Linked DNA regions of Homo sapiens: regions 2, 3, 4, 5, 6 and 7 are each linked to region 1. A link is a loop called in an ENCODE intact Hi-C map of the cell type or tissue named here. Cell type or tissue: Panc1. All regions are shown on one strand. Region 1 has its middle 160 kb from the start of PPP1R3A. Region 2 has its middle 9.4 kb from the start of FOXP2. Region 3 overlaps FOXP2 (forkhead box P2). Region 4 has its middle 180 kb from the start of TFEC. Region 5 has its middle 95 kb from the start of SNORA25B. Region 6 overlaps FOXP2 (forkhead box P2). Region 7 has its middle 120 kb from the start of TFEC.

Region 1 (4,000 bases):
AATAAAAATCTGCACTGATGCAAATCTTGATATAGTCCTTTTTTTGCTCATAGCTTTTAAAAAATCAAAGTTATATTTTGCCTCATAGCCTCATGTTAGCCTTTATTTCTTAAAACTGTAGTGAAGGTAAGCTGCTGATGAGATTATGGGTTTCTCCTATGAGTCCCTGAAGAAAATTAACCCTGAAAAACATCATAAACTGTGGTTTGTTTTAACACCTCTTGCCATCAGCTTTTCTATGATGAACACTTGCAATGAACCTCTTTACACTATCGAAGAAACCTTGTAAAGTCTAATTGACTTTCAAGAGAAACGAGTCATCAGAATTTTTTTCTCCTGTGTATTACAGTGGACATGACATGACAGTTAACATCTTCAATACTGTAATAAAATCCAAGGCTATTGCCATCACTGAGCCACATCAGTTTTGATGGATGTGAAGAAACTGTAAAGACATAGAGATGTATGGCAAAAAAAAAAAAAAAGAAAGAAAGAAAAAAAAAACATTTTCTGGAGTAACAGGAACCTGATTATATGTTTAGAAACACAAAATAGTTCAAAAGCTAGTGGAGTTTTACCAACTAACTAGCTGTGTGGGCTTCCTCCATGCCTGGGCTTTGCTTAATGATATTTAAAATGAGGAGATTGGACTAGAATATCTTGACGTTTCCTTCAGTTATAAAATTTCATAGTAATTCAGAAACATACCATGTCTAAGATTAATTTCATGTTAGAAACATTAACAGACAAAGAGCTCTTGCATCAGGAAATTCCACATATTTGAATCAATGTGTAAGAAGAAATTTAACTTTGCTTTCTCTTATATAGACTATGTCTCAGAAAAATGTAAGATCTATTAAATTGAACCATATTAAATTGTCATTTGTGTTGTTCAAAGTTGGTCAAATAGAGACAAATTTATATGATTCAAGTTAACATCATTATTTTTAGTTGATGTGTTACTAACATACACAAGCGATTAGACTTTATTTTCATTGATTTTTATTTTCTGGAAAATAGAAATTTGGTAATCAAGTCCTTAACACAGAAAGGGGTACAACATTCTAGTGAAATATTTTAAGATCCTTAGAAATATAATATCAATACTATGCCATTGGAGGATTGGAGGGTTGTGAAAAACAAACAAGCAAACAAAAAACGGAGTCTTCACTGCTTGATGGAGGCTTTTGATTCAGTATTGGAATTCTTTATCCAGTAGTTATCCCCTTTCTATATTCATTTGGATAAAGCTTTCCTGGGTATAGAACCCACTTAGCCTGCAAGATTCCATCCCAGAGCAATTGATCTTTGTCTCTCCACCAAGATCAACTAAAACTGGAACCTAGTATTAACTGCCTTTCAATCAAAGTTTTAGGACACTCAGAGCCAACCTCTTAGCAGTGATATGCTGTGGTTACGTTTTTTCAAGATTAGATATATACCTACTAACAATGAACTAGGCTACATTAGAGAGAGAATTAAGTGTATTGTTCACTGGAGGATATGGGTAGCCCCTGTTGTTGAGTCTCCATGGTTCCTGCCAGCAGCCTAGGAGAAGCTAGGGGCAGGGCAGCGGAAATCTGCAGGCCCATAGCTGATTCCAAAGGGCTTTATGTGAAGGCTGGCAGATGTGGAGAATTTTTTTAATCTTCTGAAGATGAGAGAACCCGGGTAGAAGTGTGGGTTTATGAACAAATATTTATTGCTTCAGGGTCCAGGTAAATTCAGGGTATATGCTATAAAAACACAAATGAAAAATATAGTCTGTGACTTTTTTAAAAAAAGTTGGGAGAGCTCATTAGGATTTATTATAGGTCCCAAATTTTGTAGTCCCTAAGCTTAACGACAGATGGTGGTGTAACTCCACCAATTTCACAATATCTCCATTCAGTCTGATGTAACATAGATTACCCTTGATTTGACTTCGGTGAAATTAGAATTTTCTCTTTTCCCTAAATGTGTCAGGGAGGAGAATGGGGAAAAGTCGTCTAAAAGGAGTCTGCTTATTTGCTCATCTTCAGAAAACTGTAGTGGATGTGAAAACACAGGAAACTGATATGTGACTGTTTTTTCTGTGTGAAAGGAAAAATACCTTGCATTTAAGACTTTAGTTACAGGCTATTTGAAGTGAGTAGCACAATTTTGAAGATGTTATTTATAACAGGAAAAAATAGTAATTTAAAAACACCCCCTTTCCTTTCTCCCAGCGATTTCTCCAAGTCAGTTGAAATTTAAGTACAAGTCACAATTACAGAGATAAAACGGCTCTGAAAGAGAAAAATGTAGTTGTTGTTTGAAAGTGTTGGAAAAAACAGACTTAAGTGTGTGAAAAATTATATTTTTATAAAAAATAACTGAAAATCAAAGAGGTTCACTGGGAGAAGCAGTAAACTAACATTTCTAATTTGTCATTCGCGTGCGTCGCTTTCCTTCATCTTGGCTATACTTCCTCTCATCTGCGGTGTTTTATTTCGCGCAAGATGCGCTGACAGAGGCCATTTCAAACGAATTTATCTTTCACTAGGACCGTACTAGAGCAGTGTCTCGAATTTTGTTGATTTGTGGTTTCGTCGTAAAATAAACTTGAAATCAAATAAACTTTCGTGAGGAAGCTTTGATGTCCACTTGGTGAAACTCCTCATTCACCCAGTTGAGCCGTTGAACTTTCTTCTGGAACCTCTTTAAATGACTTTTGCCGATCCACGTGCTGCAAAGAAGACCTGAACCGTGCCTATGACCCTGCGCGGCGACTACAGGGACAGAATTTGGCTTTCCTTCTCTTTCCAATATGCAGCGTTTCGTTTAAAGGCTGCCTCGATCCAGTGGGCTGACCAGTGACTTGTGCAAAAGAAAACTATTCGATCGCTGTTTGCCCTTTCAGCGTTTTCCTCGGCTGCGGAAACCCGGTTTTCCTATTATTATACTTCAACTTTTTTTGGAGTCAGCTAGCACAGAGCGCTAAACCCCGGCCAGTTCCAGCAGCAGCCGAGGCGAACAAAGCCTGCAGTGTTCGGGGCCATGCTGGGGCGGGAGTGGTGGACGAGTTCAAGGAATTGCAAATAAATATATTTTATGACCACCCATCAACAAACTACGTGCCACCGTGGCGGCCCCTGGTAGCCGGGCCGTGTCTGCAGTGTGGCCAGGGGCGGGGGCTGAAAAGGAGGCGGCCGGAGAGGCGAAGCGAGCTGCGAGCCCCGGGCCTGAACTTTCACCTCTCGAACCCGGGCCCAGCCCATTGGCTGCAGCCGAGGGGTCCACCGAGGGCAGCGGCTCCTGACAGGACCTGTTTTCCCAACTCCCTGGACAGCTTCCCTGCGGGATGGGTTGGTGGCCCGGGGCATGGCAGCAGGCGAGGAGGAGATAATGGGGGCGAAGTTGAGCGGGGGCACTTGGGAGCTGCGGGCTCAGTTTCACTGAGAAAAAGGCCCCGGAAGGGTACGCGTCCACTCTATAAATATATACTCCTCCGACTGAGATGTCCTTTCGCACCTCTTGGCTATCTGTACTCTCCAGAAAGGAACGTTAGAGGCTGCGAATTTCACCAAAACGTTTCTTTGTGTACAGAAAAGTGAAAGGCTAACTAAACTCGTTCCTCTCCAAGTCTTGAGACCCTAACCCTCCTTCTCCTCGTTGGGAACTTGATCTTCCAAGTGGCCCTAGCTCTTTTACAATAAACCTTTCCCGCTCACTTACTCGGTACACCTGGAGAGAAAAGGGAAGTCAGTGGGGTCGATGTACGCGGGGGAAGAAGAAGAAAAAGAAGTGAGAAGCTGTCCACCTTTTGATTGTTCTATTCCCTTCATTTATAACCCCCCTGGAAAGGTACATCCCCAGTTTTCCAAGGATTTCCACGTCGTTTACTCTTCTTTTTTCCAAAATAGTTTCAAGTTTATTCAGAATCCGTTTTTATTGAGGTTTCCTAGTGAAGCATAAACGCAGATTACTTAACATAAAATTATCCCCACCTTTCAAAAGGGCGAGGTAGGGCCATTTGGGG
Region 2 (4,000 bases), 320 kb after region 1:
GAATTCCTGAGACTTACTCAGATTTAAAAATTATGTTCCCAGAACACTAATGTACACGAGGTTTAATAGTTAACTAATGAAAAGAGTGAATCACTGTTCTTTATACTTCTCATTGCCTTTATAAGTTAACAGTCTTTTTGCATCTACAGGAGACTCAAGTATTATTTACCATAGAACCCATTTATTGCAGACTATCTCAGGAGACTTGTGTTCTGTGGAATAGTCTATAAGAAATACTATGCTAGTGATACAAGGATACTATAGCTTACCCTTATCCTTGTCTCTAGCATTTTGAAATTCATAATTGATTACATGGCCTAAAGGTAGCACAGATATAAATCCCTAGAAAATGCTGGTAAATATTCCAAAGTGATGGAGAAATTGTTTTAAGAAATTATGAAAGAACCTTATTGGGGAACCCTCTCTAAAGCCCCTTATTTTAATAGATATACAAGAAAAGATTAACTAAAAGCATACATGGTATCATTTGAAGTTTGCAGGGCAATTCCCCGGGGACCAAAATACCTCATACCTCTTACTTGCCAGTATAGTTTATTATTCAGCAACTTATGTCTTGGGTTAAGAAGGACTGACCCTCTTTTCTTCTGCCCTCCTAAAGAAGGTGGACATTCATTTGCCTTGGAGGGCAGTGTAAATTCACTAATACTATAGTTAGCTTTATATATGGTTAGCTTTATGAATGGCTTACCATTCATTAAATGGGTAAACAGCACAGGTAGAGGTGCAATTGGGATGAGTGGGTTGGGGGAGAGGAATAATGAGTGGAGAGAAGGGGTGTCAATATCAAATAATTATGACTTTACAATTTTGTCAAGGTTTAGTCTAGTTGACTTAGAGAAATGTCGGTTTGGCAAATGTAAATAAGAATTTGGACATATGATTGAAACAAGGAAAATTATATGCTTTAATTAGTGAAAATTCTACGTAAAAACTTATAAACGTTTGTAACGGAAAATATCCTTTTAAAAAGTACGTAAAATAAGTATTATGTAATAAGTTCTAATTGGTTACATAACACTTTATTGAGCATGATCAGATACTGGTTTTTAGGAGAAAATTTTCCCTTATATATGAAGATCTAAAGTCTACATAAACCTATTCTCCTTCAGCTTTGTATATGTTTAATCTGTGGAGTAGATGTTTTCTCAGAAATGAAGCATATAAATTGCCTCAGTGAAGAAAAGGAATGTACACATTTAAAAATCAAAATCGCCTTTTTAAAATTAAGGTTTTTTCTTTTGTATAATAGGTAAACTACTGTGAAGTGTAGTTGCCTGTTTAACTTTATATCTGCTTTGATTTTTGTCAGTTTAGTTAATTCAAATAAAATTTGTGAAGTTAACCACTTTCAAGAAAAGGCATAGGAGAACCTAATTTAACCTAGAGTGTCTCTTTTATTCTTCTGTTATTCATTTGAAGTGCCCTATCAGCTTGAACTGACCAACTTCAGTCATTTTTACCCTTTTATTTTTTTTCTCTAATGTAAACTGAAATTCCCTGCTGTTCGTGGTATTTTAGTGTTTAGCATCATTTAATGAGCAGGTATCATAAAACTTAAAAGGTCCTTTTCTGTGTATCTCTGATTAGTTAGCGAAAGAACCAAATAATTTCTCTTAATATATTTTGATGTTGGCCCATTTTACATTTAAGTGCTTTTTGATGAAGTAGAAAACAATTTTTGTTAAAGTAGGATGGATTCGATCAAGTGAATATGTGGCCCCCTATTAAGTGGTAGAATATAAATTGTTTACTGGTGTTACTATATGATAGTTTCCCTTATACATTTATGTGTGTAGGTTTCTAAATAATTTACTTTTTCTGAAAAACAGATATGTAATTTGAACAGATAATTTGGTATCAACGTCCATATACTCCTTATTATAAAAGCAGTAATTCATTCAGAAGTGAAAATTCACTTAAACGATTTCACACTGCCCTTAATTGCAGTTTCTTTTAAATTAAAATAAGGAATAAACTATGAGTAAAACAAATAGTAATATCTATTAATTACACACTTCCCATTTGACGTTCATGTATATTGGACCTGACAATTGCTAATATTTTATTATTAGTGCTAATTTTGCTTTTAGGAAGAAAAGAATATCTCTGTGAGATAAATAGCCTGCAGCCAAAATAATGAGGCTAGTAGGCAAGTAAAAGGTCAGATAATGTGTAATAAGTTACAGAGGGAATTGTGTAACGTTAACATTGGTAACAGGTAAAAGATGTAATAGTGCTGCCTACTGGTAAGAAATAGTAGTGTTTAAAGGGTAAATGAAAATGGGTGTAGTGTTAAGTGATATACATGGTTATTTAAGGTTGCTACTGTTATCTATGATGCAAACTATTTTTTCGTTAGTATTTAATAGAAAATTCACTATGAAGTCTTTGAGATTTAAATTTCTGGTATGATATTTCTGGATTTTGAAATTTTTATTTTTGGAAAATTTATATAAATAGCATATTGGCTCTCTTGCTCCCTCTTTTTAATCATGTGATACCTGTATAGTCTGTCATATGTATGGCCCTTCTTTGATAATGCTGACTTTTTTTATGGTCAGCATTTCCATAGAATTTGTAGTTGAAAAATAAGACATTGCCAGTTATGAGAAATAACTGTCAATTTTAGTAATACACAGGTGGATATTTAGCTAGTCCACTTACACCATTTATTCATAGAAAGAAGTATGATTTGTATATGCAACAAATTTTAAGATTTTAAGTCTAATTGGAAAAATGAAATTGGATTGCTTCTAAAGCACTAGTGTCAAAGTTTTAGCAAATTAAAAATCAAGTGTTCACATATGTAGGGATTACTTTCCCCATGTTCCACTAAAAATAAGTTTAGTTTTCTGTGCTAGAAAAAAACATATTTTGCTCCAGCTGTTTTGAATGTATATCAGTTAATTTTCCAGTATACTAATTTTGTTTATAGTCTTGAGAATAAGTTACAGTTATTTTAACATTAGCTCAACTCAAAGTACAGGTTTTTACAAGTTTCGTATTTGTTGTGTGATGTTTGTACAGGTGTGGCATGATGGAATTATTTAAATGTGATGATTTTATTATTCTGATTTGAATCCTTATCATATGCATTTTAGCTTTATTTTCAGATATCCATTATACATGACTTATTAAAACACCATGCACTGTAAAAATAGTTGTTACAAAGTGAGGAAACTGCTATTTCATTATGTATAACTTTCTCACTTACATAATGCAGTTTCCATTCTGAAAAAGAATTGAGTCACAACTAAATTGAGGAAAAAGTTAAAAAAGAAAGTGTTTTTGAATATCCAAAACTTGCTTTCTAGAGAGAGGAAGAGTAAAAGCCATAATGTCTCCTTCGAGGCATAAAAGCACTCTTTATATATTTATTCTTTATCCCTTTCTTTCTCCCTCAGTTCCCGCTTTACCTCCTCCCTCTCTCCCTAGCCTAAGTCTCTGTCTTTATCGCTACAGTACAGTATATTTTCCTATGGTAATTTAGACTAACATTGCCATTAAAATACAAAATTAGAAGTAAAGTTGGAAGCGTTTAAGAATTATTTTTGAGAAGTTTATGTCTGCTTGTTTTAGTAACTTGAACAGAGAGAAGAAGGGAAGGAGAGAACCAGACAGGAGGAAAATGAGAGAAATAGTAAGAAAAGGGAATAAGAGAGGAAAAGACAGAGCTGAAGGCTTGGGAAGAGGAAATAAATCAGATTACATTATATGCAAATTTTGAGTACCAAAGGAAGATAAAGTGTGAAAACTGTCTAAACGTGTGAAAAGTTGACATTTGTATTCTCGAAATCATTTTAACAGTCTGCAAAAGAAATTCATAAATAAATAGTAAATAAAATATTCCTGGAAGGTTTAGTGATGTCTAAAAGATAAATAGTTGGAATTACAATTTAGATTGCTTCACTAATATAACAATCAAACATCAGACCACCAAGAAGGTGTTTTAATAGCATAGAAAATAGCAACGCATTTC
Region 3 (4,000 bases), 580 kb after region 1:
ACTGTAACTTGCATATGTCATCTAATAATACAGAATAAACAAACTCTGTCATTTCATTATTATAGGGATGAAAAGAATGCCTTTGAGCTTATTTGCATAAAGCTTTGTGCAAAATTAACACTTGTCACTGTAGCCTTTTTAGCATTTTAATACCTCAAGCAGGACTGGTTCCTTTGGACATTTCAACCATCCCTGAGTGCTTGATCAGGGACACAACAGAGCTGACCTAATTGTTCTGGCATTTTCAAAGATACTGTAATTTGTACAGATATTGCAATTTAGACCAGTTCAATGAAAGGAAGGTTTTGACACAGCTATTATTAAAATAGCTTGGAAGGTTCTCTTATCACAAAGTTCAAACTGCAGATTCCAGTAATTTGTAAGTTTGAGGTTTGTAATATCATGCCATATTTTGATTTTAATACTTAAACATGTTAAGATTTTTCACTCTGATTAAGTAAGATCAATAATGTAGTATGTTGGGCTGCCTTATTAGACAATATTATTTTTGCCATTTTTTCTTCTCTTCTGTCTGCTTTAGAATGCAGTACGTCATAATCTTAGCCTGCACAAGTGTTTTGTTCGAGTAGAAAATGTTAAAGGAGCAGTATGGACTGTGGATGAAGTAGAATACCAGAAGCGAAGGTCACAAAAGATAACAGGGTATGTTTGTGATAGTTTTGTAATCCTGTATCCTGCATCCACCAGGAAAAGTAAATACTTTAAGTTGGGGCTGGGGTGGGGAGACAGTTAGCTTAATGGCATGCTAACATTCTCGTGGCAATGAACTGCATTTTGAATCTAGGTGTAGGTGGCATAAATCAACAGTAGCCTATCAATTTTTTCCGTAAAAATCATCACAGGACTGTTTTGGTTACTATTTTCATCAATTCAGCATTTCTACGTGTATCAAAAAATTGTTTTTCAAGATGGAACATGCTTTCTAGAGAGAGAGAGACACTTCCTGTTTTTATACAATACAGTAGCTTCCAGTAGAAGCTAAAAGGCTTTTTAAAAATGAGGCTAATTTTGCATATACTGGTAATCCTGAAAGTACCTTTTTATGAAGAATTTATGAGAAGACTTTATAAAAAAATAAGGCTATTTCTTTCTCAAATACTCTCATTTTCCAAGACAAACTTTATCATTTGGACCTACCTTGCTTTTACTCCAACTGTGATGGTTTTCTGTACAGTGCTGTTGAGATGACCAAGGTATACTAGTGTGAGAAAATTACTGGCTGGGAAGTTTGAATTTTGTTTGTTTTATAGAGAACAAGACTGCCAAACTTAAGTCCAAAATATAGTAAAACACATTTTGTGCTTAATTAACTCCATGTAGAATTTACTTATTCCCCCAAACTTCTACTGCCTAATATGAAGAGATGACTTTAATGTATTTTATCTACTATTGGCCCTTGACTTTTGATTTCTATAGTCAAGTATGTGCTAATATCTGCATTCAAGAAATAGTTAATCTATTATGTTGTCATTTAATTAACTATGGTAATTTGTTATGTTAATTCATGGTGTTCTAGAAATTAACCATTAATTATTTCCTGATTGCATCAAATTGGTAATTGTATTGTATATTTACATTTTAAAAATTTTGTATGAATGTTGCTGTTCTTGCAAATGAAACCTTCACACAACTAGAAACAGGTTTAAGGATCCTCAAGGTCATGTCTCACTTTGCCTGCACACCATAGTCTAAAGTTTCATTTCTTATATTCCTGGATCAAGTTAATATGTATTATGTAAAGGGTTATATATTTGAACTCTATTACCTTATTTTTGTGGCCTTATATACATCCAGTATGGACTATTAGTGTGAGACAAGCCAGAACATACCTTTATAGCTGAGACTATTGATATCCACGTTTTATATTTTGACGTATAAATGATCTTTATATATTTTTTTTTTCAGAAGTCCAACCTTAGTAAAAAATATACCTACCAGTTTAGGCTATGGAGCAGCTCTTAATGCCAGTTTGCAGGTAATGTACTTTCCCAGTTTTGTTGTATTTGAATGTTTAGGGCTTTTTTTTTTTTTTTGGCATGTCTTTGTATTTAGGTGAGATTGTGATTGTTCTTAATAGTTGGTTTATCATCCAAGTTGTAGTACCTAGTACTATAGACAGCACTGGTTCTAATTCAAGCTACTTTTGATGTGAAGAAGCAAGAAGGACACCCTGTGGCAAAATCTGGAACATTCGGTTTTTCTGCAAATGCTAGATTGATAGAAGCTTTTGCAAGTGCATGTGGCTATGCATTAATATTTATCCAGGCTGTCATAAATGATTTCACATCATAGTGTTGGGGAACATGGTGCTTGTGGCAAAAACTTTAAAGTTTAATTATAATATATAATTTTTATGCAGAGGAGGCAAATGTCAGGACTTCTTTATTTTGAGTTAAGTTCTGGTCATTTTTAAAAAGCAGAGCAACTGCTTATATTAAACTGGAGTATTTCATTACATGTGTGGATTCAACATTTCATTATGCCAAAGGTTGAAACATGAGTGAGAAAGTTTGCTGCAAGGACGATTGTTTATATTTTCACATCGCACTTAATTTCCTTGCATCTCTGCCACAAGTAGCCAGTTAGGAATTTTTTTTCAATACATTTTCTTTTAATCCTTCTAAAATATCTATTTCCTTATTGGAACCCATTAAAAGAAGATACATGTTTTAAAAATTATTTTAAATGCCATTTTGAAAGTTGTTTTACACAATCTTCATTTCACTAGGCTGCCTTGGCAGAGAGCAGTTTACCTTTGCTAAGTAATCCTGGACTGATAAATAATGCATCCAGTGGCCTACTGCAGGCCGTCCACGAAGACCTCAATGGTTCTCTGGATCACATTGACAGCAATGGAAACAGTAGTCCGGGCTGCTCACCTCAGCCGCACATGTAAGTGTGGTTAACAGACTCTCTAAAGGGAAGAATCTATATTAATATGCTTCTTAAATTTAGAATTTTTCCGAAGTTTTTACTGTTGTATAAGTTGAAAATACAAATTTAAGTGGAGTTAAATTATACCACGTTCATAATATGACAAAGTTTATCAAAATCGGTTTTAATACATTTTTTAGATGATCTCAAATGCCATATCATTATTGTTCCAGCAGTCCTCTACAGATTCTTAGTACTACTAATGTTCTCTTGGGCATAAAGCAGTGTCTAAGATGAATCTACATCTTATGGGTCATTATCACAGGTTGGTTTGTATGGTGCAATAAGAATATTCATGATGGAATAAGTTGTTATAATTTTTACTACTGTTACAGGTCTCTAAACCATTTATGAACTGTAGTCAAGATATTGCCCGTTTTTATAAACCGTAAAATGCAAAGTTTAACTGTTACCCACAGTTTACATAGAAGCTAGTAAAGTGTAACTTTTTGCCTGTCTTATAAATCAGTGTAATTATATATTCAACTTTAATTACTGGTGCGTCTGTATTGGCAAGGTTTATAAGTTATATTTTATGCAAGACTACGATTCCTATTAATATTTAGCAGCTAACTATATCATTAATTACTCTAAAATCTTTCCCCTACCATCTTTTTAATGGAGCTGAGAGAGTAGAAGTATTAAAAATTGATGTATTGTGGATTTCAGAAATGTGTATGACACTTTAAAAAATGCCTGGCTTTTTTCAATAGTGTCAAGCATATTAGTGTCTTGTTTACTAAAATGTATTGACCGTGGTAGAACTCAGAATTCAGAGGAAAAAAATTTGAATCTGAATAATGAAGTGTGTACACCATTTAGCTGTCAGGATGAGTTGTAACTCATGTCTATACTTCCTAGAATTAAACGTCACATACTTCTAATTACAAGTTATTGAGGTAAGATTAGTCCTTTCTCTTATTTTTATATTGTCTTCCTTTATTTTTCCATTCAATATCTAGTAAAAGGTCTGAAAGAGAAATATACTCTTTATATGTACCCATTTTCACTTGACCTTTCACAGGGTATTATTTTTGTTGTCTTT
Region 4 (4,000 bases), 1.8 Mb after region 1:
AGATTTGGAGCTGAAAGAAAATAATATAGTATTGGAACACCTAGCTAATCACTTGATTGGATTTTGCATTTCTTTTGCTCTTTATAAACCTGCCTTACTAAATGCTTAAAGACCTTTGAACTTGACAGAATTCTGAACAACTTCATTCTTGAACCATACATTTTTAACTGATATTTAAAATGCTATCTGATTGAATTTTGTTTACCTCATATGAATTTTTAACTTGCTTTTGCATCTTTTGAGATCAATTTATAGTCATGATGTATTGTATAAATTTGCTTTTGTTAGCTCAAACAAAACAATTTATTTCAAGGAAGTGTGTGAGAATAATTAAGACAGGAATAGGAATCTTAGCCATGTAATCAGTCTTCATAAGAACACAGGGAAAAGAGTCATAGTTGACTCTTTATATTTTGGTTGTCATTAATTTTCTCTGAAATCGGAATGCACTCAGGTAGTGGAAGTATCCAAAGTTGAACCAGTGACTGCATTACCTTGTTGCTCACCCCCCCGACAGTGGTAATTAATGATTTTTTCTCATGTGGTCTCTCAGTTGATCTGTATGTTTTTCTTCTGCACCTGCCAACTAAAAACATTACTTTTACTGTGTGATGATGTTTTTCTACTTCACAGCATATACTAATTTAGAATTTATCCTTAATTATGCCATTTTCTCCCTTCTAGCAATTACATGTTGCCTTTTCTCTATGGTCTTTTAGCTTATGTTTCTGCTACCAACATGTTGATATTTTCTCCATATCTCTAGTTCAAATTACAAAGAAGTAGACTTTTATTGATTTTGGCCAATTAATGATCTTTCTTCTTGGGAATAACTCAATTCCAAACCACCTCATAAGTTCCTAGCTGTTTCATGGATTGACTCTCATTGAGTTGATGGTTAACTCCTGATCAAATCAGTAACCATCAGTAGTGTAAGTTCATGTGGCAGACAATATGATCACCAACTTTAGGTTAGAATCCAAATAAAATTACTTCTCTCAGCAAATTACTCACCACATGAAAGGGATATATTGGACTGGTAGAACAGACCAGAAACTTTGAAAGGTCCTCCATAGTACACAACTCAATCTAAAAATACCAATGAAAGAGAGTTCCCCAAAGAATTTCTCATCGCTGGTTCCCGCCAGTGGCTTTTATAACTTTGTATCAGCACCAACAGTGACTTCAGTTGACTGTGCTGATGAACAATGATGGGATCTCCCATGGGTTTCTCTTTTTGACAGTTCCCTATGTCCCTTACCAACAGCTTGCTAGCCTCTTGGAGAATGAAGAGTTCACAATTGCCCTGTCAGCATAACATACAACTAAGCCATAGCTGAGGCAAAGCTTTTTTAGAGTTTTTATAGTCACCTCAAATTTGCAGTTGTTGTGACCATTTCACTGAGCCCTCCTTGACTCAGAGTCAGCTCAACTGCTACAATGTTCAATATTCCCTCTTGGGGGTGGGGGCAGGGGTGGCAGGAAGGAGCTCGCTCTACCCCCTCATGCATTATAAAGATGAAAACATGTTCATTTAATTTAAATCTTACCACTGCGAATTTGGACTTTGCTTTAATTCTCTTCTACCTTTGTAAAAACTATTTATTAAAAAAAGGCAAATTCGGCATAGATGCTTAGAGTTTGAAGGAATCCTTTAGATTATATAGTCAGTACCCCTAATTTTAGAGATGAAGAGAAAAAGCTCCTCCTCAAGTACCCCCTAGAAAATATTCAAGTGGTTACTCCCTTTCCATCTGTCAATAGATGAGACTAGAACTCAGGCTCTTGACTCTTAAGCCCAGTGCTCTTTCTACTATACCATGCTGCCCCCTTGTGTTAATCAGATTTCTTAAGAATTAGTGATTTCATTCACAAGAACAAATTTTATCTGATTGAAAGAGCTATTTGCAAAACATGAATGCATAAGCTTATATAAAAGGATCAGAAGATCCGACATAAACCTCCATTTCACAGTATTTTACCATTTATTTGTATTACTATGCATACTTAAAAACATATTTGTCTTTTCTTCTAATATTAAATTATGTCTTCTTCTAAGATAAAATTAAGGCCCTAAAAGGTAAAGATCGAACACAAAGTTGTGTATTGCAGTGGGAATGAAGGGACAGTCTTACTTTTAAAAAATCACCATCTTTAATTGATCCTCAACCTGTCTTAATATATCAATGATTCTTTTTACTGTAGTTATAGATAGGGTTAATTGGTGTCCTGAGGCATCATGGAGGTCCCTGAGAAAAGTCACAGAATAAAGGGAATAGAAGAACCACCTTTTTAATAGTAAGCATTAAACATTGTGAAAAGTAATAGAAAAAATAACCCAACTTAGAGCATAATAGTCAATTTTACCATATATTTTCACTCAACCCCCTCCCAACAGAAAGTATATTTATAAATAGAAGAACAAAACCAATAAAATATAAGTAAAAAATTAAAAAAACTCTGACTCGATCTGTTATAAGAAGAATTTAAAAGTGTAGAACCGATGTATCGGGGGAAGACAGAAACAGAAGAAAAAATAGGGTAACTAATAAATGAGAGGAAGCAAAGAATTAATTATTGCACTAAGAAGGCTGATATATTGAGCTCATTTTAAAATGTCTTTAAGAAAGAATGAAGAAGAAAAATTTAAATAAGGAGGAACTAATAAAGACAATGAAAATTGCTTATAAAAATGTTAAGGAAAATGTGGAGGACATTTTAAAATAGACTAGTGATTCAGAGCATCTTAAGTAGGATTGTGGAGGCCCTTTTAAAAAAATCTGTGACCAAGACATAGTCAAACATGTAAGCATTGACTTGTATTTTATGTTCTTCATTAACTTTGAATTTTCACAAACATATAAATTACACCTTAAAATATGTATCATTCAAGAAGGATTTCACAGGAGGTGCAGAATCAGTACATACATCTCTATTGCTCTCCTTTTCCTCTTACCTCTGAGTTTCTTTCTGATCATCTTTGAAGAGATTGCTAGCATAAAATGGCATTTGACTAGCATTCCCCAATACAGCCCATTCCAGCCCTATACCCAAATGCCCAGGAAGAACAGAAAACAACAAAAGTTCATAACATTGAAAAGTAACATTGAATAACAAATCACCATTGGAAATGTTGAGAAACACCCATCTATACTCTGTAGTATATTAACCTTAGGAAATGGAGTCCATTAATTTAAACAGCAGGAAGATGTTTTGCAATTCTCTGTTGTCTAAGCCTTGAATCATGAGCTGTACAAACCCCCAAACTGTCCATCCACTTAATTCTTCACGAATGAAGGTGGCAACATCACTGTTTTCTGCCCTTCCTTCATTCTTATTTAATATTCATTCAGAAATAACTAGTTATAGGAGACCACAGAGCAAGAATGGATGAGGAAGCCAGAGAAGAACTGGAGTTAAGTTACGTTTAGCTTGCCATTAGCAAAGTATTATGGATGTTTTTCAAAACTGAAAATATCTTAATATACTACATTCTAGGGGTTTTTTCTATTCACCTAAACCACTGTTAATCACACAACAACTAGGAAATGGAAGTAGGACATTCTACATCAATACATTAGTGCTACATAGCATAAATAACTTTCCAAAAACTGAGGGATTAGGATGAGAGCTTTGAACTGGAACCTTTATTAAAGAAAAAAATATGATTATTACTTAAGAGAATAGTGACAACAAGACAACAATAGGAAACTAAGAATGCATGACCAGAATTTAAAAAATAATCATGTAAAAATTTAAAATTAGTTGATGAGAAGCACGGTCTTGAAAAATTTGGCCAAAATGCAGAAAAGAAGTTCAGGACTTGAAGAGATACTAGAGAAGATGGCTGATGCAACGAACAAACTCAGTACCATTTCTAGAAATTTTATGTAACCCCAAGGAAGAAAGCAGAGCAACTGAAACAACGCCAATTAGAAAGCCCATGTCTGCAGATTAAAAATCTGTCTTCCAGGTAAATTCCATGTAGCTGATAGGATGA
Region 5 (4,000 bases), 1.6 Mb after region 1:
GTAAATGGCAACCTTCAACAATAAAGGTTAGATTTAATCCAAGCAGGCATCTGACAAGCTGCTGTACACGTTGAATCCATATCAGTGTGACCCTACCACAGACCTCCTTTATCCATTAATCTACACTTCTTTTAGCAGAGAGTTGAATTAGCTCACTGACAGGGCATTGCCTGCTGATTAGCGTACATCATTCTATAGAGCAGAAATAAAAGAATCACCCTCCTTCATTTAACTCCTCTGTCCTACAAAATGGTGCTAATTTTCCATCTTTCCAAAAGCAACAAGTTCGTATTTAGGTTACACTGAGGCTCTGGCTTCATTATTGACATTTTTCAAACAATTTCATCCAGACCATGTACAGGGGAAAAGAGAGCTTCACATTTGTGAGAGTGTGCCTGTGTGTGTGTGTGTGTGTGTGTGTGTGTGTGTGTATGTGTGTAAATCTGGCTAAGTATAAGTTGGACACTATGTTTAACAGTCCTATTTGAATAAATTGAAGAAAATCAAATATGTTTTTACTAATAAATTGCTGTTGTTTCTCCTCCCCAAAAATTCAAAGCAAAAAATATTTACTGTAGTATAGTGACTGGTAGTGGTTTTAAATCTTTATTATTTAAAAGAAAGGTAGGTAAAAGGTTGTTTTGAAACACATTTCTAAAATATCACTGATAAACATATTTATTTTGTCTGGCTTTCATTGAAAATGTCTGTATCATCAGAACTATGCTGAAGTAATGATCATTGCTATATATTTTTTAATAAAATGAAACACCACTTAGCCACCAAAATACTTAAAAACATGAAGTAAAAGTAAAATTCTTTGATTTAGATCAATCTGGTAACAAAGATACAAAACACATTAGATAAAATAATTTCTATGACATGAAACAAGTATGCATTTTAAATATTATTTTGAGAAACCATGCATTTTGGACAAAGTAAATTCAACTACTGTCTATCATTAAATGCATTTAAATGTTAAACCTAATACGGCTCATACTATATCATGTCACTTTCACTGCTAATCACACAATTTCCTATAATTTTTTATGCACTTGGCTGGCAGAGAAATGACCTCTAAAGTCACTAGTTAAGTAATAAACTTTATGTATCATTCTTTTGTTAATAAAGTACTTCAAGCTGTGACTTCTTAATTGGATTAAATACCCATTTTGTGTTTCTATCAATCAATATTTATTTAGAAACTGAATTTGGAGGTTGGCAGACGTGAGAGGAGGTAAAGAGAATTGCTCAGACATCTCTGAAAGACAGTAAATTTAGACAGGTTAGATGATTGTGGACTATGTTATTCCACCTGATAACATTAAGTCTTCGGTTTGCACACTATTATTTTCACAAACCCTAGTTCATCAAGAAAACAGTATTTCTAAGATGAGAGTATAATTTTAGCGAACACTGCTTTGCCAGTTATACAGTGTCACTGGGAAGTACTGCCTTCTATAGGTAGTATTTTCAGCAATGACGTACAATTGTGGCCCCTTTTCTCTATGCCAAAGCATGCAAAATATTCAAGAATGGCCTATTCAGAAGAAGGAGCAGGTAAATTCTTTTTAAATCTTACCATCTATATTAATGGACCCTTTACAACTCCATATATGCTGCAGTTTGATGTTTTGAACCAAATGAGACGACGGCAAAATCAGAAAGGAAAAATAGCACTGAAGTGCATCTTGCCCCTTAAATCTCGTGCTAGAAACAGGAGCAAAATTAACGCGCTGGAGCCATCTTCTGACTGCACGGAACTGCGGCATCTCACAATGGACGCTGCGTTAATAAGTTAGGTGGCCAGGATCTTGCCACAGACACGTCAGGTTTTTATATCCTGTTTCTTTTCCCTAATGATCTGCCTTAATATGTACTTCACTTTGATTCTCTTCTGTCTGCTTTCCATCTTTTAGAAAAGAAACAATGCAATTATTTGGATTTGGGTTTCATTTGTGACAGTCTTTAAAAGAAAGAGCTGTCTGTGTCTACACAGGTAAAAAGATCCAGTGAGAGGAGGCAATTACCCAGAATTTCAGGCCCCAAATTTTGCAAAGAGAATGAAATCCAAATCTGCTGTTGGGAGGGCAGGGAGTCCATCTAAGGGACCCAGACTGAAAGATTTCTAACTAATTGCTTTATTGAAGAAAAAAGTTATTAAGGAAACAAGTCTTATTTTAGGTTATTCTTTCTACTGTACAGAATGTCAATTTCAGATGTGTTTCAGAGCCATTGAAATGTGTGTGCAGTAAAAAGCACAAAGAAGTACGTGCACTGTGCACCAAAGTTAAAAAGCACAGCTCCTGTTTAGTCTCAAATTCTCAGGGCCACAACTGTGGCTAGCTAACCTTTGGAAAATAAGCAAATTTAGTTTTCGCTAACATTCAGAGTAGAACCATATTGGCATAAATCCACACCTAGAGACTGTTTACTTGAACTCTTCTTCGCCTGATATACCTGTAAAAAGTGAGAGCTGAGAGAAATACACACAAATGTGCCCTTTAGGATCTTGTGACCCCAGGAGTATATTTTCCTTTATGATTTCAAATATTTAATCAATTACTCTGCACACACAGCATCTATAAAATGTTTTTCGGTATATTTCTATGAAATGCAGAAAATGTCAACATTATAACAAACTTGCCATTAGAAATTATTAATGAAAAATATTCCAAAAGAAATCCACATAAAATGTGTCTACCTTCCCAACCTACCTACATGCTTTGAGTTTAAAAACAGGGGAAATCTGGAAATAATATTAAAATATTATAACCTTTGTTACAATCTTCTGCCTATATAACATTATATCAAAAAGGTATTTTATTGTTTAATTTGTATATAACAAAAGTAAATATTAGTATTCTGTAACACAAATATATAGCTAAAAGACAGTTTTAAATGGTCAGGATTCAAATACTAACAAACACTAATGGAATTTCTACAACTTGAAGCTCTAAGATTAGTTTCTTCCTTTCTTTCATCCTCATTTCTTTTCTTTCCTTGATAGTTTTAAAACAGTTTTTAGTGCTGAAGAAAAAAAAAGTAGTTCTTGATAATAAAGATTTTGTAGAGTTTTTTGTTAAAAAAAGAAACGTCTAGAATTTTCAGTATAGTTTTTTAATTTGACTATATGCATGTATGTATACATATATGTAATGGGGAAGAGATTTTTCAAGAATGGCATAAAGGGCTGAATTTGATGTCAGTTTAATTTGTCAGTATATTTTAATGGTTCCCTGTCCATTGTGGTTTGTCTCAGGAGTGCAAAAGAATGCTCAGAAGAAGAAGTTTCCCAGTATTGGTGGCTGCAAAAGCTTTTTTATATCCTTTTCATGAAATTTTAGGTCTTGCTGAATAGGTGTGCTATGAGACAGGAAAGAATATAATACTGTATCATTAGTAAAAAAAAAAAAAAGAGTGAACTGTTACGTTTGAGGAAATAAAAAGACTGAAAGTTAATTAACAAACTGAGTGGAAAAAATAACATCCTCTAAAATTTTATAGAATGTAAATTTATAACCATCTGGCCATAAATTGCTGATGCTGATGAGTAGCAAGTGAAGTTTGTATGCACAGCCTGGCTTCAGCGTCTTTGGGAGGGGTGAACTTGGCGTGACTTTTTGTTTATTTGCCCTGGCCTTGATTTTTTTTTGAAGCATTACATGACCTGCTCTGTGAAAGAAGCCCTTGTGTTACAACGTGAAATCTGTTACAAATATTTACCATTGGGGAATGCAGGAGCGTGGATAAGTGCCAGCCAGACTAACTATAAAATTCACTGCACATTTTGGAACTAGTTACTCAGATCACACTGGGCTAAAATTCCATTTTCTAATGAGATCATGCTGCCACATATTATTGGCCTTTTGTGCCATCAAATTATGAATTCCATACTTTTCCCTAGATAAAATATTTACTTTTAAATATCTGGATGAGGGCCTGCATGCCTTAACAACCACTGTTCATCTGACGACGGCGGCATGCTAACGTTTTAAAC
Region 6 (4,000 bases), 460 kb after region 1:
GAAGTATAGTTTTGATAGAGAACTATTTTATAAAGTTTGAAAGAAAATACAGATTTCAAAACCTGTTTTGATGGCTCAAGTCACAAGAACAATATTCAGTTGCTTGTTAACATTCACCTGAATTTCTTTTCTCTGTTAAGAAGTGGTGGCCAGATTTGAAGTGTGACATGGTACAGAGTCTATTTTTAGTAGACTAGTATTTATCTACTATTATTTTTTCATTTACATTTGTTCAGGATTTTGTGCTACAGATGGCATAGATATTAGCATGTCTAATGCAAAATGGAAAGAAGAAAACATCACATCTGACAAGCTTGAGTGCCAATTGTAGTAGTGATTTCACTTTCATGTATAGATATCTGAATATATGTATTTGAAACATGTTTACATAATCTCATTACATGAAACACCAATTGAATAGGTGCAATCAGCAAGTACATTGATTAATGGCATATTGATGAATAATATATAAAGATTGTGATGCAAATGGGAGCCAATATTAACTTAAGCATTACCAGATGTTTCTGCTTTACATTCTTACTGTGTATACCAGAAAACATATCCTAATAATAACAGCCAAAGACAGCTTCTCACTTTAATTTGTTTTATTTATTTAAATCTACTCCTAGCACTTCCTAGACTTGATATGTTCATAGTGATCCATAATGAGGAAAGTTAGCCAAAAAGAATAATACTTAATCCTTTCAATTTCATGAAACTAATTTTCAGTTTAGAAAGAGTAAGTTAACACATCACCCCACACACACATAAATGCCAACATGCACATACACACATGCACACTTCCATAATCTGTAAATTTAAAAAAATTTTTGTAAAATACATTTTCAATTTTCTAGCCTATGACAAATCTACTTAATTTAGTTTAGATATGAAAATTGGTCGCATTATTGTTCTTGTTACATTTACAGCCATGAGACAGACTTGTGGTTCTTCAACAGCTGTGCAGAGCAGAGACGTAAATTTAAGGTAAATGCCATTGCTTTGCTATCTTAGATGAATATTAGTTTTTAGCATTGTAATCACTTCCTTCATTGTAGGTTAATATATAATATAAAGTTCTCCTTTCTAATAGGTAATTGAATTATAAAATTTTTATAATTCTGTCTTAAGAAGTTCAAGAATGGAATAGTAAAAAGCAAAAGAGAATTAAACTTGGGGGTCTTATTCTGACTCTGCCACAAATAGTTATATAAGTCTGAGGAAGTTACTTGACATCTTTAAAATAAAGATGTTGGGCTAACTGATGAACAAGATCTTAAATTCCATGGTTAAATATTTATTTTGTTTTCATTTTGAAGTAAGTGAGGTATCTTAATTTTTCAGGATTGGGTATATCTTGTTGGATATTAGCTTATGAAGTAAGGATTATGTTTTTGTTTGCTTGGTTTTTGTTACAAAACATTTGTTTATTAACATGCCCCATCCAGAAACCGTGCCTTGGAAACAAAGAATTAAAGCCCATATGTATGGAAAACCATTGCGCAAATATAATTCTGTATATCTGAGGAAGCTTTGTTTTGTTTCATGCCTTGAAATATTATAAATTGAATTTATGAGAAATGTAAGCTACATAAAAATTATTTAACCAATGTATTTACTTTAATAATCTACATTGAAATGTTTTGATATAATGCAACTTAACATTATTTTTACTTTACTATTTCATTCCAAATTGTTAAAAATAACAAAAGCTGACAAAACCAGAAATTCTATAGTAAACTAATTATCAATACTGAAATTCCATATCATATGTAAAAAATCAAGAATAAGTTATAAAAGTTTATAATTTGTAAAATATTCTGGAGGAAAATACTAACTTATATGGGATATAGAATCACTCATTACAAAATGTATTTTAGGAAATGATAACATTTTATTTATGTAGCGATAAAGAATGAAACTGAATATTTCTTTTTCAATATTACTTTTAAATATAATGTAGAAGAAGTGGAGAGAAGCTAAACCACATTTTATTCCAAATAAAAGCAGCATTGCCAGAAAAATTGAGATACGGGTTTAAATAGAGCGATCTATTATGATGCCAGAAATTTAGAAATAAGTTTTTAAAGATATTCTTTACTATTTATATTTTCTGTGTATTGAAAGATGAACAGGAGGTCTAATACATTATTTCTTGATCATAAAAAAAAAGAATTTAATTCAAATACTGTTTACAAGAACAGACTATGTCTTGTGTGGCTCTTATTTTCCCATTCCAGTGAAGAACATTTCTTAAAAGCAGCATGAAATAGGCAAATTTAAAAGAATGTTATAGAATACAATTTTTGTTAAACTATGATGATGTTTCTATCCATGACCAGCTGCTCAAGGCTGACACCCTGTGGAGGAGGGTCTGGGACATTGAGCTCATTACTACTAAGCATGCTTGTGTGGAAAACTTACCATATGATCTACTCATGGCATATAGAAGAAAGAACCATGTGTTTCAGATCTGAAGCCTGCCCTTGCCATTAATAGGGCTTTGGATAGAATAACCTGATCTCTTTGGAGCCTGTTTCCTCATCCCTAAAATAGGAATAAAGATACCCAACCTTTCAAGATTGCTGTGAAGACCAAAAATTATATTATATAAAGTACTTACCGTAAATCCTTGGATAAGGAGTTAATAAATAATTACCATTATGCTAGCCTCCAGGAAATTGGTATTTAATTCAAGGTTATGATATATATTCTATATCATAGCATTTGGCCGTAATTTGTTACTATTACCAGCTATTTCAATGATTTGAAGTATGCCCTTGTTGTAATTGTGTGTTTTAAGGAATACTAGAGTGTTTTCCCCTGCTATAGGCTCCCACCACATATACACTTCACACTCTCCAAACATAAACTTATATTTTAATGTTTATCTTCTCTATTAAACTGTAAGCGATATGACAGCAGGAATCATGAATTCCCTGCTCTTCTCTAGTGCCTAGCACAGTGCTTGGTGAATAATAGAGCTCAATAAATAAACTTGTTGAAACAATGAATAAGGAGGAGATTGTGCTGAGTGGAGCAAAGGAGATTTGGAGGAGGAAAAAAAACATCCATTCATTCAGTATAAATTGAGTGATTATTTATCATGTGTAATGTCCTCAGGGACTTATGACTTAGTTGAGGAGATATTCAGAGTTGCACACAAATAAAAACATTATTGGCCACAGTGGATGTGCTGTAGAAATGGGAAAAACAGAAAGAACAATAAGCATTTAAAAAAGAAAATTAACAATTCAGGCTACAAGTGGTCAGGGAAGACTTTGTAGAGAAGGTAGCATGTATGTTGGGCTTAAAGAAAAGGAATTTGGTAGATAAAGGAATTTTTGATGGAGAATTTTTTTAAAGATGTCATCAAAGATGTAGACATAGGAAATTCTGAGATCTGGTTGGGCAAGTGTAAGTAGTTTGTTTTGATCAGCCTAGAGATATCATACTAATGTAATAATGAATGGGTTGGGGGTTAGAAATACACATCGCTGATTGTATAGAACTTAAAATGTCAAGCCAAGAAGTCAGTATTTTATAGATTGGGTAGAAGGGGCTATTAAAGTTTTTTGATGAGGAAGTGAAATTATCAAAGCAGTGGTCTGTGAAGATAGCAATGGAACATTTGGAGGATATTTTCAGGGAAGGGAATTCTGAGAAACCTGGAATAAGGATAATCCTTTAAAAACTATTTAGGTAGGCATGATGATGACTTAAGCTTTAGACATGTTGAGTTTGAGGAGATGGCAAGACAAGAAAGTAGAAATAGCTAGCTTTTAGCAAATTTGAAAGAAAGCTTGACAGAGGGGTCAAGACTAAAGAGAAACATTTGGGGAACAACACAGAAGTGATAGATGAATCCATGGTAGTAGAGGAGATTTCTGAAAAAGGTAATTTGAAAAGAGGAGCTCAGTAACATTCACATTTTTTTAGAGCAAGAAGAAAAAGCAGAAGAGACAAGAGGGGACTAGAGCAATCAAATTAGCATTGGATT
Region 7 (4,000 bases), 1.8 Mb after region 1:
AAAAAGAAAAAGAAAAACTATCACATAGAACCGTTTTTCATTGCTCTAAATTTGCTAATTTCGTTAGTCTAATTGGGTGTTATTGATTGGGTCAATCCATCCTCATTAATTAGAAGATGTTGAATTAAATAAAAAAAAAAACTACCGGAAGCCACAAATATTAGTTCCTAAGTTAGAAACAGAAACATTAAGAAAACATATTTTAAGGAGCATAGTGTCCACTGATAGATAAAAAAATAAAAAACTTTCTTGCATTGAATGCCTATTCTAAGACTCCATCTTTCCTAAAGATAGCACTTCTTTTCACATTCCCTTAAAATGAGACAATGAATATTCTGTAAAACATAAATTTTTCCATAAGAAAATAACATTAGCATGTTTTTCACCTTCAAAACATTTAGAATCTACATATCTCCGTGATGTATACACTCTGGATGCAATATTACTAAGCTGCTGTTTGTTTCTTTTTAAACAATTAGGACTTCTTCTCATCTACCAGAATAATACAGTCATTTAGGGGTCCTACAGTAGTCACTTAACCTCTTTGAATAAGTCTCTTCAACTGTAAAATGAAAAAAAATGGTCTCTGAGACTCCTTTTGGAACTAAAATTCCACGAGTCTGTGATGTGTATGCTATCATCTTAGCCATTTGAACTGCCCAAACAGCTCACCTGAATGTGCTTTTATTGAAGCTCCTGTCACTAACACAAAGAACCTAGAACTTTGGAAAAATGTCTGTTCAATTTAGTCACTCCTGGAAAAAAAAATTCTAGTCAATCCCATTATTTGATTTCACTGATTTTTTTTCATTAATTGATCAGTCATTCAGTTAAAATACTTGAAGTTGTTACATGTGTAATCAGCAAATACACTGATATGTCTGAATTGGTGTTGAAAGAAAAACATGTGCTTAACTGCTTAATCAATTACACTTGGAGGAGGAAGTATCAGGTAAATTCTTTGGGTAGCAGAGTAGTTTCAATAATGTCAATAATGCATTGTCTATTTTCTGCTCCCATTATAGTACAGTTTCTGATTCTCAAAACTGTTGTCTGACAGGTCTGTGTTCTCCTGGCCAGGTTGTGGTACATTTTGCAGCTTGTCAAATTTCCTCACTTCCTCGTGCCCTTTTTCATTATACAGTATTGCTCTGTGCTTAGCCACTGTATCCATTCATGCAGACATACTCTACCTTCAGTATAACACTAAAATTGATTTGCTAGGTGTTCCTTTGCTTCTTCACATTTCACATCTTCCCATTGAATTTCTTGTGTCAAGAACACAGCTCTGTCTTTTTACTTCCATCCTCAAACCTGAACACTCTTTGGGTTTTCTGAATATTTTAATAGCTTTGTGACTGATGTCAGTGTTTTTTATTCTGCAGTACTTTGTTCAATGCAATTTTATATTATGTTTTGAGAGTATCCTACATTATTTTCATTTTAGATTCCATCTGTTTAAAAATTATTTAAATTTCCTGGTCTTTTCACAAGAGTTAATGGCAAAAGCCTTTTTTCTTTTCTTTTTTTTTTTGGAAAAAGCAGTTTCTAATTAGTATTTTCTTCAGAAAACACATATTAAAAACAGAAAACTCTATAATATACTATAGATTTGTCCAAAGTTAATAGTCTATTTTCTGTTCAAGGACTAGAACAGGAAATAACAAAACACTAAATAATCCTACACAAATTTTAAAAAATGTGTGTGTGTGTGTGTTTTACTGCAAAAGTGAAAGACATGAATGTAAAATGGTTCAGGCTTACAATTACATGATCTAAGTTGACACTGGATATTAGATGTTCTCGGGAGAGTTCAAAGCCTGACCATTTAATGCTCATTGATAAAGCACATTTATTTTAGCATATTGTTTTAACTGGTCAAATTTTGAGACTTTTGGAAGTGTAGGTGAAAGTTCAAACTTCTTTACTAAAGTGTAGCCATTGTGTAATAAAATATCCAAGATGATTCATTCAGTCAACCTAATATCTACTTATCAAGGAGGAGAACAAGCTAAGGAGGTATTATATCTTTCTCTAGCATAACATGTTAAGTGCGGCATTCCAATGTAAAAGGTAGAATTGTTCCTTTGAGTAAAATAATTAATGAGCCCAACAAAAGGAAAGCTGTTACGAGAGAGACCTCTAGTGGAAAAAAATGTAAGTCCCTTGGAAAGAGGTTTTATTGTTCATGCTTCATCTGAAAAACGGAACTCACAAATGCTATTTAAGGCAGTGTCCTCAAAGCAGAAAACTTAAATTCCTCTCTAATGCTTAGAACATGCTGTTTGTCCAAGCAAATAACGCTTTTCAGAGTGGAGCCAACAAAGTGCTTGAGAGAGATGTAACTCCTTAGATATCAGATTTTGAAAAACAAGTTACAGATATTTAAGAAGAAAGACAAGGTTTGTAAAGGGGGCAGCCAGAATTTGGAGACACTGCATTTTCTAGGCACTTGAGCCCTTTATTTGTTTATGGAAGCGTTACTTAAATTGTAAGTAACTTTTTATGTATAAAATTCTCAAAGCACTTTTCTGTGGAGGGGGTTGTGAGGCCAGGAATAAAAGGACTTTCCACTTTCCCACCAATCATAAATTTAATAATAAAACACATTAATATTAATTCAGAATTATTTATAAGGAAAACAGCAAAAAAGTCCATGATACGCAGAATAGAGAGGCACCCACGTACAGGTTATTTCAAGAAAACCGTTGCTTCTGGATTATGGAGTATTTCATTTGCCTAACACTCCTTAGAAGATTAGTCCTCTCTTGTTCTCCATACAATTGCATTTAATTCATCTTCTGATGTATAATCTAATGTTAATTGCTTATTAAAAATTTTCTGCCTTAAACAACGTTAATGGTAAATAAGAAAATTAAAAAATGTTTTCTGACTAAAGATCTAGCGCTAAATACCAGAGAAATCTGAGTCTACTCATTGTGTTTTTAGAATAGGTAGTAATATAACTTCTAATTCAAACGACTGTAGTTCAGAGAGACACTGTGACCCAGAGCCACGTGACTTATAAAAGTGCTCCAGGCATAAGGAAGAAAGTGAAAGAAGTTAGTAAGCCAAGCATACAGGGTTAACTCAGCACTGAAATATGGTCACAACTGTTAAGAAATACAGCTTTGGGAACCAGTTACAATAACAATTTCTGAAATTCTATTCTATAATAATGACAAATGTTGCATATACTTCTTTAAAAATTAACCACAATAGAGCTTTAGTGTTTATTATTGTTCAGCTGTATCATCCAAATTTAGGAAAAGAGTATTTTGTAAGGCTGTTTTTATTTTCAGTTTCAGTCCCTAGTTTTCTTATCCATTTTTAATTCTGCCTATTGTATTTGATAACGCTTTCTTCAATTTCTCCTCAGGATTATGAAATGTTGGAGCCTATTTGCAGGGCAGGTTATTCACAGACCTTATATTCCTAATACTAATATATCTCAGTTAATGCTGAAGAGGTTCCATCTTTTCACTCTTCCCAAAGTCTGAGCATCCTATAAAATAGGACATCATTATTCTGAAATAGTGTAGTTCATGAATCTCTTCAAATTTGGGCCTGTGGCTGGCAGCCACTTAAATAAGAATTGGTAATAGGGTGGTGGGAAGGTGGAGAAAGGAGTTAGAGGGTGTCACACAAACTTTGTTTCCCATTTAGAATGGAGCTTTATTCAGAAAAAGTAAAACAGCTTTAAATTTTGGAGGCTTTGGAAAAGATTATTTTGTTTATATTTAAAAATAAATAAAATGGCTAAAAGAATTTTTCCCATGAAAGCGAAGCATAAGGAAACATATTTATCCACCCTCCTTTCTGATTATTTCTTCTTTAAAAGAAATTGAGTCACATTCCTAGGTCTCCATGTGTTCTTTAAGTGAAACTGCACATTTCCGTTTATAACTATCTCCCCTAACCCCGTAGAACACTGACTCTGTCAGCATATGCCCCGCCTGAATGGTTTCCTTGCACTCTTTCCCATCCTCACCCTTCTTGC

Evidence for each region. Hi-C counts contacts between places; a loop is a spot of excess contacts. Peaks named below come from ENCODE experiments on the same cell type or tissue, not always from the same donor. Only the 100,000 strongest peaks of a DNase experiment are listed, where the experiment ranks them.
Region 2: it touches region 1 in a loop (5-fold over the local background); 52 of 110 quality-filtered maps call a loop at or near these places.
Region 3: a loop joins it to region 1, with 8 times the contacts of the local background. A loop is called at or near these places in 33 of 110 quality-filtered maps.
Region 4: it touches region 1 in a loop (3.0-fold over the local background); 22 of 110 quality-filtered maps call a loop at or near these places.
Region 5: a loop joins it to region 1, with 6 times the contacts of the local background. A loop is called at or near these places in 10 of 110 quality-filtered maps.
Region 6: a loop joins it to region 1, with 4 times the contacts of the local background. A loop is called at or near these places in 25 of 110 quality-filtered maps.
Region 7: a loop joins it to region 1, with 6 times the contacts of the local background. A loop is called at or near these places in 21 of 110 quality-filtered maps.

Annotation. Positions count from the first base shown.
Region 1 is chr7:114,080,244-114,084,243 of GRCh38, forward strand. No RefSeq gene overlaps it. Among named protein-coding and RNA genes, the nearest start is that of PPP1R3A, 160 kb to the left of the region's middle. In Panc1, a CTCF peak has its summit at 1,848; a DNase peak (open chromatin) is centred at 1,908; H3K4me3 peaks cover 712 bases; H3K27ac peaks cover 388 bases; H3K27me3 peaks cover 1,130 bases.
Region 2 is chr7:114,403,374-114,407,373 of GRCh38, forward strand. It overlaps a transcript of FOXP2 not described here. Among named protein-coding and RNA genes, the nearest start is that of FOXP2, 9.4 kb to the right of the region's middle. In Panc1, CTCF peaks have their summits at 2,237 and 2,439; no DNase peak of the experiment used is centred here.
Region 3 is chr7:114,661,524-114,665,523 of GRCh38, forward strand. FOXP2 (forkhead box P2) reads left to right here. Exons shown (of 17, transcript NM_014491.4): 14 at 542-663; 15 at 1,927-1,996; 16 at 2,750-2,913. Among named protein-coding and RNA genes, the nearest start is that of MIR3666, 10 kb to the left of the region's middle. RefSeq lists an enhancer at 1-500. In Panc1, a CTCF peak has its summit at 2,198; a DNase peak (open chromatin) is centred at 2,163; H3K27ac peaks cover 721 bases.
Region 4 is chr7:115,849,665-115,853,664 of GRCh38, forward strand. No RefSeq gene overlaps it. Among named protein-coding and RNA genes, the nearest start is that of TFEC, 180 kb to the right of the region's middle. In Panc1, CTCF peaks have their summits at 1,832 (motif pointing left) and 2,038; a DNase peak (open chromatin) is centred at 1,797.
Region 5 is chr7:115,674,538-115,678,537 of GRCh38, forward strand. No RefSeq gene overlaps it. Among named protein-coding and RNA genes, the nearest start is that of SNORA25B, 95 kb to the left of the region's middle. In Panc1, CTCF peaks have their summits at 1,757 (motif pointing left) and 1,960; no DNase peak of the experiment used is centred here; H3K27ac peaks cover 241 bases.
Region 6 is chr7:114,537,397-114,541,396 of GRCh38, forward strand. All of the region lies in intron 3 of FOXP2 (forkhead box P2), which reads left to right. Among named protein-coding and RNA genes, the nearest start is that of MIR3666, 110 kb to the right of the region's middle. RefSeq lists a silencer at 2,158-2,452. In Panc1, CTCF peaks have their summits at 2,363 and 2,569; no DNase peak of the experiment used is centred here.
Region 7 is chr7:115,908,590-115,912,589 of GRCh38, forward strand. No RefSeq gene overlaps it. Among named protein-coding and RNA genes, the nearest start is that of TFEC, 120 kb to the right of the region's middle. In Panc1, CTCF peaks have their summits at 2,153 (motif pointing left) and 2,352; a DNase peak (open chromatin) is centred at 2,192.